Regions from separate parts of the Mus musculus genome. Here region 2 is linked to region 1. A link is a loop called in an ENCODE intact Hi-C map of the cell type or tissue named here. Cell type or tissue: gastrocnemius. All regions are shown on one strand. Links, peaks and the distances in the headings refer to the core of each region. The heading gives the core; the rest is flanking DNA. Region 1 holds the start of Zfp319 (zinc finger protein 319). Region 2 holds the start of Katnb1 (katanin p80 (WD40-containing) subunit B 1).

The links. Hi-C counts contacts between places; a loop is a spot of excess contacts. Peaks named below come from ENCODE experiments on the same cell type or tissue, not always from the same donor. Only the 100,000 strongest peaks of a DNase experiment are listed, where the experiment ranks them.
Region 2: a loop joins it to region 1, with 3 times the contacts of the local background. A loop is called at or near these places in 4 of 42 quality-filtered maps.

Annotation. Positions count from the first base shown.
Region 1 is chr8:95,330,640-95,333,538 of GRCm38, forward strand. Zfp319 (zinc finger protein 319) reads right to left here and starts at 1,172. Exons shown (of 2, transcript NM_024467.4): 1 at 882-1,172. Usb1 (U6 snRNA biogenesis 1) reads left to right here and starts at 1,645. Exons shown (of 7, transcript NM_133954.2): 1 at 1,645-1,826; 2 at 2,729-2,895. The coding sequence starts at 1,723. In gastrocnemius, for the core only: CTCF peaks have their summits at 1,246 and 1,762; DNase peaks (open chromatin) are centred at 1,224 and 1,627; H3K4me3 peaks cover 2,414 bases; H3K27ac peaks cover 2,332 bases.
Region 2 is chr8:95,079,389-95,082,287 of GRCm38, forward strand. It overlaps Katnb1 (katanin p80 (WD40-containing) subunit B 1), which reads left to right and starts at 1,813. Exons shown (of 20, transcript NM_028805.2): 1 at 1,813-1,916. In gastrocnemius, for the core only: no CTCF peak of the experiment used is centred there; a DNase peak (open chromatin) is centred at 1,659; H3K4me3 peaks cover 1,942 bases; H3K27ac peaks cover 1,582 bases.

The DNA.
Region 1 (2,899 bases), core at 288-2,787:
CCCCCACCCCATGCCAGCAAATCTCTAATTCACCACTTTGAGATAGTATTAAAGCAATCCCACAGAGAATTATTTTTGGAATCAAAGGCAGCCTCCTTTCTAGGTTCTCAGCTGCTTATAGATTTAAAAGTTTGCAAGTTTTCTTTAAGGGAAGGAAAGTAGAGAATGTTCCCATAAGCCAGCTGGCTTCTAACTGTTCTCTTAAAGAAACCTAAGAATCAAGCTAAAAGTTGTCACCCTCAGCATCTTCTGGGAAGGGAGGGAATAAAGAGGCTGCTGATTTGGGGTAGTACCTAGGAGTACGACCAACCAACCACAGCTGGCCATTTTAGCGTTCCTAAGGTAGAGAGGAGCGGTGGACTGCACGGAACACTGTCTGATCTAGCTGTACTAATCCAACTGTGTGTTATTTTTCCTGGTATGAATGGCTGCCAGCCCCATCAGCCGCCCCCACTCCCCACCTCCTAGAGCAACCCCACTGCCTACCCTGACCCTTCTCCAGTAAGGAGAAGCCAGGAACACTCTTAGCTCACTGCACAAGAGCTGGAGAGAGAAGTGGAGAGGAAAGGCAAAGAGAAGCCCCCACCCGCGCCCCACCCTAGCCCTTTTTCCTCTCAGAGTCACCGAATGAAAGCTGATCTCCTCCCATCAGGCCCAGCTGGGCTGCCTGCTGTCAGCTCCTGCTCCGGATGGCCCAGCCACTGCGTCCCGAAAAGGGGGTGGTTCCGGCCGAGGAAGGCCCCAGAGCCTCAAACGGTGCCCGGGAAGCAACTGTACTTCCAGGCCCAGCCTGGATCGCCTCGGAGCTCAGGAGGCTCTCCCTGGGTGCAGGGGCTACTGGAGTGGCCCCCAGATGCAGTCCCGGGTGCCCTGCCACTCACCTGCTCCAGGGGTCAGGCGCGGGACAAGCGAAGACCAGCTGCTTTCTCTGCCGCCTCTTTATTCCGGCTCCATCCGCCGCGGCGCGGCCTACGCGTCCTGCCAATCCCCGGGCCTCGCGTAGCAGAGGCAGGCAGCGCGGAGTCGGGAGACAGGTTTGCAGCAGCCGGAACCGACGAATCGACCCGCGCACTCGGGTTAGCGGGACCGGGGCAGCGGACGGACGGGCGAGCGGACAGACCGACGGGTCTTGCAGAGACCGGCGGACAGAGGGTCGGCGCGAGGCCGGGTAGGCGGGGCCGGGGGAGGAGCGGCAGCCGGGGCGGCGGCTGCCGAGAAGCCCGCGGCGCGGAGCGAGGCCGCCCCCTGTCGGGGACCCGCGGCCCCGCTGGCCCGAGCCTGTGGGTACGGAGGGGCGGGGCTGGAGCCTCGGGATCCGCTCGCCGGAGCCTACGGTCGCGGAGGAGCCGGGATCCTCATCCCCGGCTCGCCGCAGCCCCACCTGACTCTCCGGTCTTCTGCAGCTGACCTGCGGCTCAGCTCGCTCTCAAGAGGGATCCTGAGACTCCAACTTTTTGCAAGTCTGGCAAACAGACCCGCAGACCTGTGGAACCCACACTGGGGCGACGGAGTGATCCGGAAGGCCGCCTCCTACAGCCTTTACCGCACAGGCGGTGGCCGCCGTCCGTCCTAAGCTCCACTGGGCTTCGCCCCCCGGGTCGCCAGGCCCCGCCCCGAGGTGGAGCTACTCTAGGTCCCGCCCCCCACAGAGCACTTCCGGCTCAGAGGAACTCCGGGCGTCGGATCAGGTTGTCGGTGGACACGGCTTGTGGTCGAGGCCCCATGAGCTCGGCGCCCCTGGTGGGCTACAGCAGCAGCGGTTCAGAGGATGAAGCGGAGGCTGTCGCCGCGGGGCGGAGCAAACCGGGTACTGGCTTCCACCGTTGGTGAGGATCGAGGAATTTTTCTCTCTCGAGCGTAGATTCTTTTGAAACCCTAGTGGGACCCGAGCCTCCCGGGGAACCAAGAGGGTGGGTCAGTTCCCCGGTAAGAGAAAAAGGGATGTCGAGGGAAAGGATTCAGGACACACCCTGGACAAAGCCCTGGAATGGCACTACCACACACACACCCTGGCTAAGGCAAAGTTGGGAGTGAGGACACGGGTTCAAGTCCAGCCCTCTCCGTTGGTGCGTTTTTTTTTTTTTTTTTTCTCTTTTGGAAAGCAACTATGTTTCTTCCCAGATGTTTCCTCGTTTGAACACTATGCAATAATAACCCAAGCTTTTCGTTCGTCTAGTAAATGGTTAATGAATAGCCACCGTGAGCCACACGGTAGACTGGAGACACCAGCCTGTTGAAAAACCCATGAAAATCTCATGCGCCAAGAGGCTTAAATCTTCGAGGTTCTTAAATACTGGTCTTTGCTGACTGTAGTGTGTCGGTTCATTGCACAAGAGCTCTAGCAAGTAAAAATATGCTCTACACGTGAGGAAATTAATGTAAGCCAAGATCACAGAGCTACTTGAGTTCAGGCCTGTCCAACTATCTAATAGGGACCTCCAAGCCACACTGCTACCTGCTGAAATGTTTCCATGGGGACCAAGAGCCAGCTGAGGTCTGCCTTCCCAGCTAGGAAACTTAAGCAGTTCTAGAAAGCTATGGTTCTTTAGTAGAAGCTCAACCCCTTCCTGGAAATGAACACTCAGCCATTGTGGCTGAGGGAGGAGGATCAAGTTCGAGGCCAACATGGCAAGACTGGTGTGGGTAAGAATCACTGTGCATAACAGCTTAGAACTACCGTTGTTCAAAGGGGTATCAATGAGGATAAATGTGTGTTCTTCTTTTGCAGTGGCCAGAACCCCGTTCCCAGTGAGAAGCTTCCAGTGCCTGACAGTGTGCTAAGTATGTTCCCCAGCACAGAGGAAGGGCCTGAGGACGACAGTGCAAAGCATGGCGGTCGAATCCGAACCTTTCCCCATGAGCGGGGCAACTGGGCCACCCACATCTACATACCGTGTGA
Region 2 (2,899 bases), core at 145-2,644, 250 kb before region 1:
AAGATACTGTGCCCCGCCCCCCACATGTGTGGTGTGTGTGTACACATGTCCCATTGTATCACTATGCATTGTCCTCTGACATTCTTCACCTTATTCCCTCGAGTCAGGGTCTCTCACTGAACCCGTAGTTAGGATGACAACCAACAATCTTAGTAATCCTCTTGTTTCTGCTCCCTATAACACTGCTCCTTATAAGCACACATGCACCATGCCCAGATTTTTACATGGGTCGTGAGGATTTGAACTCAGGTCTTCATTCTTGCACTGCAATCACTCTTAGCCACTGAGCCTTGCCATTTCTCTTGGTCCTAGGTAGTTTGTATTTCCAGTGCTGGGGATTGAACCTAGTGCCTCCTACATACCAGTCAAGACTCTCTTATCACTGAGCTACATCCCCAGTCTTGTTCCTGCTTATAAGTTATGTGTATTGGGGATGGTGACAGTCATTTTAATATAGTCTGCATGTTAGAGAATGAAGTTATTTCAGGGGTGGTGACATTGGTTATGTGACTAAGGGCCCTTAACGATCTTCAGGCTCAGTGTTGCCATGACTGAAATGTCTTAGGATCTGTAATGTACATATAATTGTATAAACAAAGCAGATAAGGCAAAATGTGTCAAAATGAAGAATTTGACTTTTTTTTTTAAATAAAAAGTTGCGGGAACAGCAAAGTACAAAGTTTTGATCAAATGTTATTCTCCAAATCCAGGTCTCTTAATAATTACCCATTTCTACGCAGGGCCGACTTCCCATTAGGCTGGTGGGTGACTTTTGTTCCCGTAAAGGTTTTGCATTTAATAGGGACTTTGTGTGCCTTGCCTTTAAGAACAAAAGTTTAAGTCCTGGGTCCGATCTTCCAAATGTCTGGTCTTTTTCACCACAGCATCTGTTTCCTCGTCTAGAAATGGGAAATTCCTCCCGTTCCGGACTGTGTAGAGGAGAACGCCAGATGCAGCAGCCCCGACCAGAGGGGAGTGAGTGTAGGATAGACCAGAGTTGGAGGTTATTTCTGCAAAGGGCTGGGACCGAGTTTCTCAGTAAGGGGGGGACCCGAACTCATGGTGGGTTATGTAGCCTGTCCCCATCCCAACCTGTCTGTCCTGTCACAGATATTAGCCTTTCTCCGGTTCCGTAGTTTTACTTCCGCACGCAGGCGAGCAGACACAAGCCTAACTCATCCCACTGTGCTACTGTGATCTTAGGGACGAACTCCTGGGCTCGACATCGACCCCACTGTAACTAAGCTCTGTTTCCCTCGAGGTCAGCGAACTCCAGGAGACGTGTGGATCCAAGTAAGAGCCAAGTCCTCCCACTACGCGGGCGACACTCACAGTCTGAGGGCGGGGTCCTGGCAGCCCTGTTTCAATATGGAAGATCTGCAACTTCATACCACTCTAGAAGTCCCCTTTCCATTGGCTATCTCAGAGCTGGTTCTCCAATAACACTAACGTTTATTGGTCAATCCAGAGCTGTTGCTGAAGTGATTGGCGCAGCCGCCATCGGGTGCAGCTCGCGGATTTTTTAAACACAACCGGGTTCCAGGAAATGCAGGAAAAGGGCGGAAAAAACCAAGCCTGACTGGGGGCGGGACTAAGAACGCAGAAGCCTGTATTGGTTCTTCTGGGACCTAAGGGCGGTCCGTAAGCGCTTCTTTCTCGTGATTAGTCTGAGTCGGGGAAAGGAGGCGGGTAGTTACGTAAATCGGCGGAAGCGCTTGCTTCCATTGGTCAATTCTAGAGGAAGGCGGGGCGTCCGTGGCGACTGATTGGTGTAAGAAGTGAAGTGGGAGGGACTCTAGGCCGGAGGTTTTGTTGTGAGGGTCGGTTGTCAAGCAGCGACCAATCAGGGCAAAGGATGGAGGCAAGTGGGGGTCGCGCCTGGAGGGAAGCCTTGGCCTCCAGAGCTACAGCTGCAGGTAGAGTGGCTCTCGGGGTCTTGGAGGCAAAGGGAAAATGGCTCTAGTCTTCGCCGAGCCTGGAGGGGACAGTCCGGTCGCCGGCAGGAGGCTCTCGGCCAGGACAGGCTGGAGCCAGTGCCCCTCAAGGCAGACGGGAGGAGGGTCAAGCGAAGCTGAGGGACCGGTGGCAGGTTTGGGATGAACGAGCAGGACGGGTGTGTGGAGGCCGGAGAGGGAAAGCTGGTGGGCCGGAAGCAGAGCTGAGGGTGTGCGGAGGATCGTATTGAGTCGGGGCTCCAGAAACAGGAGAGCGAATGAATGGGGGATTCTGATAGCAGCGGGGCAAGAGAAGTAAAGAGGGTCTGGCGAAGCATGGCCAACTAAGGAAGCTCAAGATGTGCCAGAACGGGAGCATAGGCAACAGGAGAAAGAGAATCCAGCGAGAGAGCTCCTGGGCAAGAGGCGAAGGGCCGTGGCGGCGGTGGAAGGCTCCATCCACGCTGTGGCCTTTTAGAATTGAGGAGTCATTCCGACTCACACCTAGACTGGAGACTCAATTCCTAGCTATGCCCTTGAGAGTTGCAGGGAGTGGGCGTGGTTCCCTTACCAGGGAGTTGGTGATGGAGGAAGCAAGAAGATTGGACCCTCAGAATCCTCTCAACATCACCCCCTCCCAAGGCCTTTACTGTTCTCTCTCTCTCTCTCTCTCTCTCTCTCTCTCTCTCTCTCTCTCTCTGAACGTCTGCCTATCTCTCAGTCTCTCTGTTCGTCTCCGTGTATCTCTCTGTCTCTCTGCCTTTTGGATGCCTCTCATGGGCACCAAAACATAACCTCAGACTCCAGTGCCCCATCCAATACATGGGGTGCAAATCCAAGTGGACTGCAGTTATGTGATCCTCTCTGCCCCATAGCAGGTGCTGGGTTGGCAAGTTAGGACACCCAGCATCCAGGAGCATTACTGTAGGCCCCTGAGAAGTCAGTCTCTCCATCCCCTCTCCACC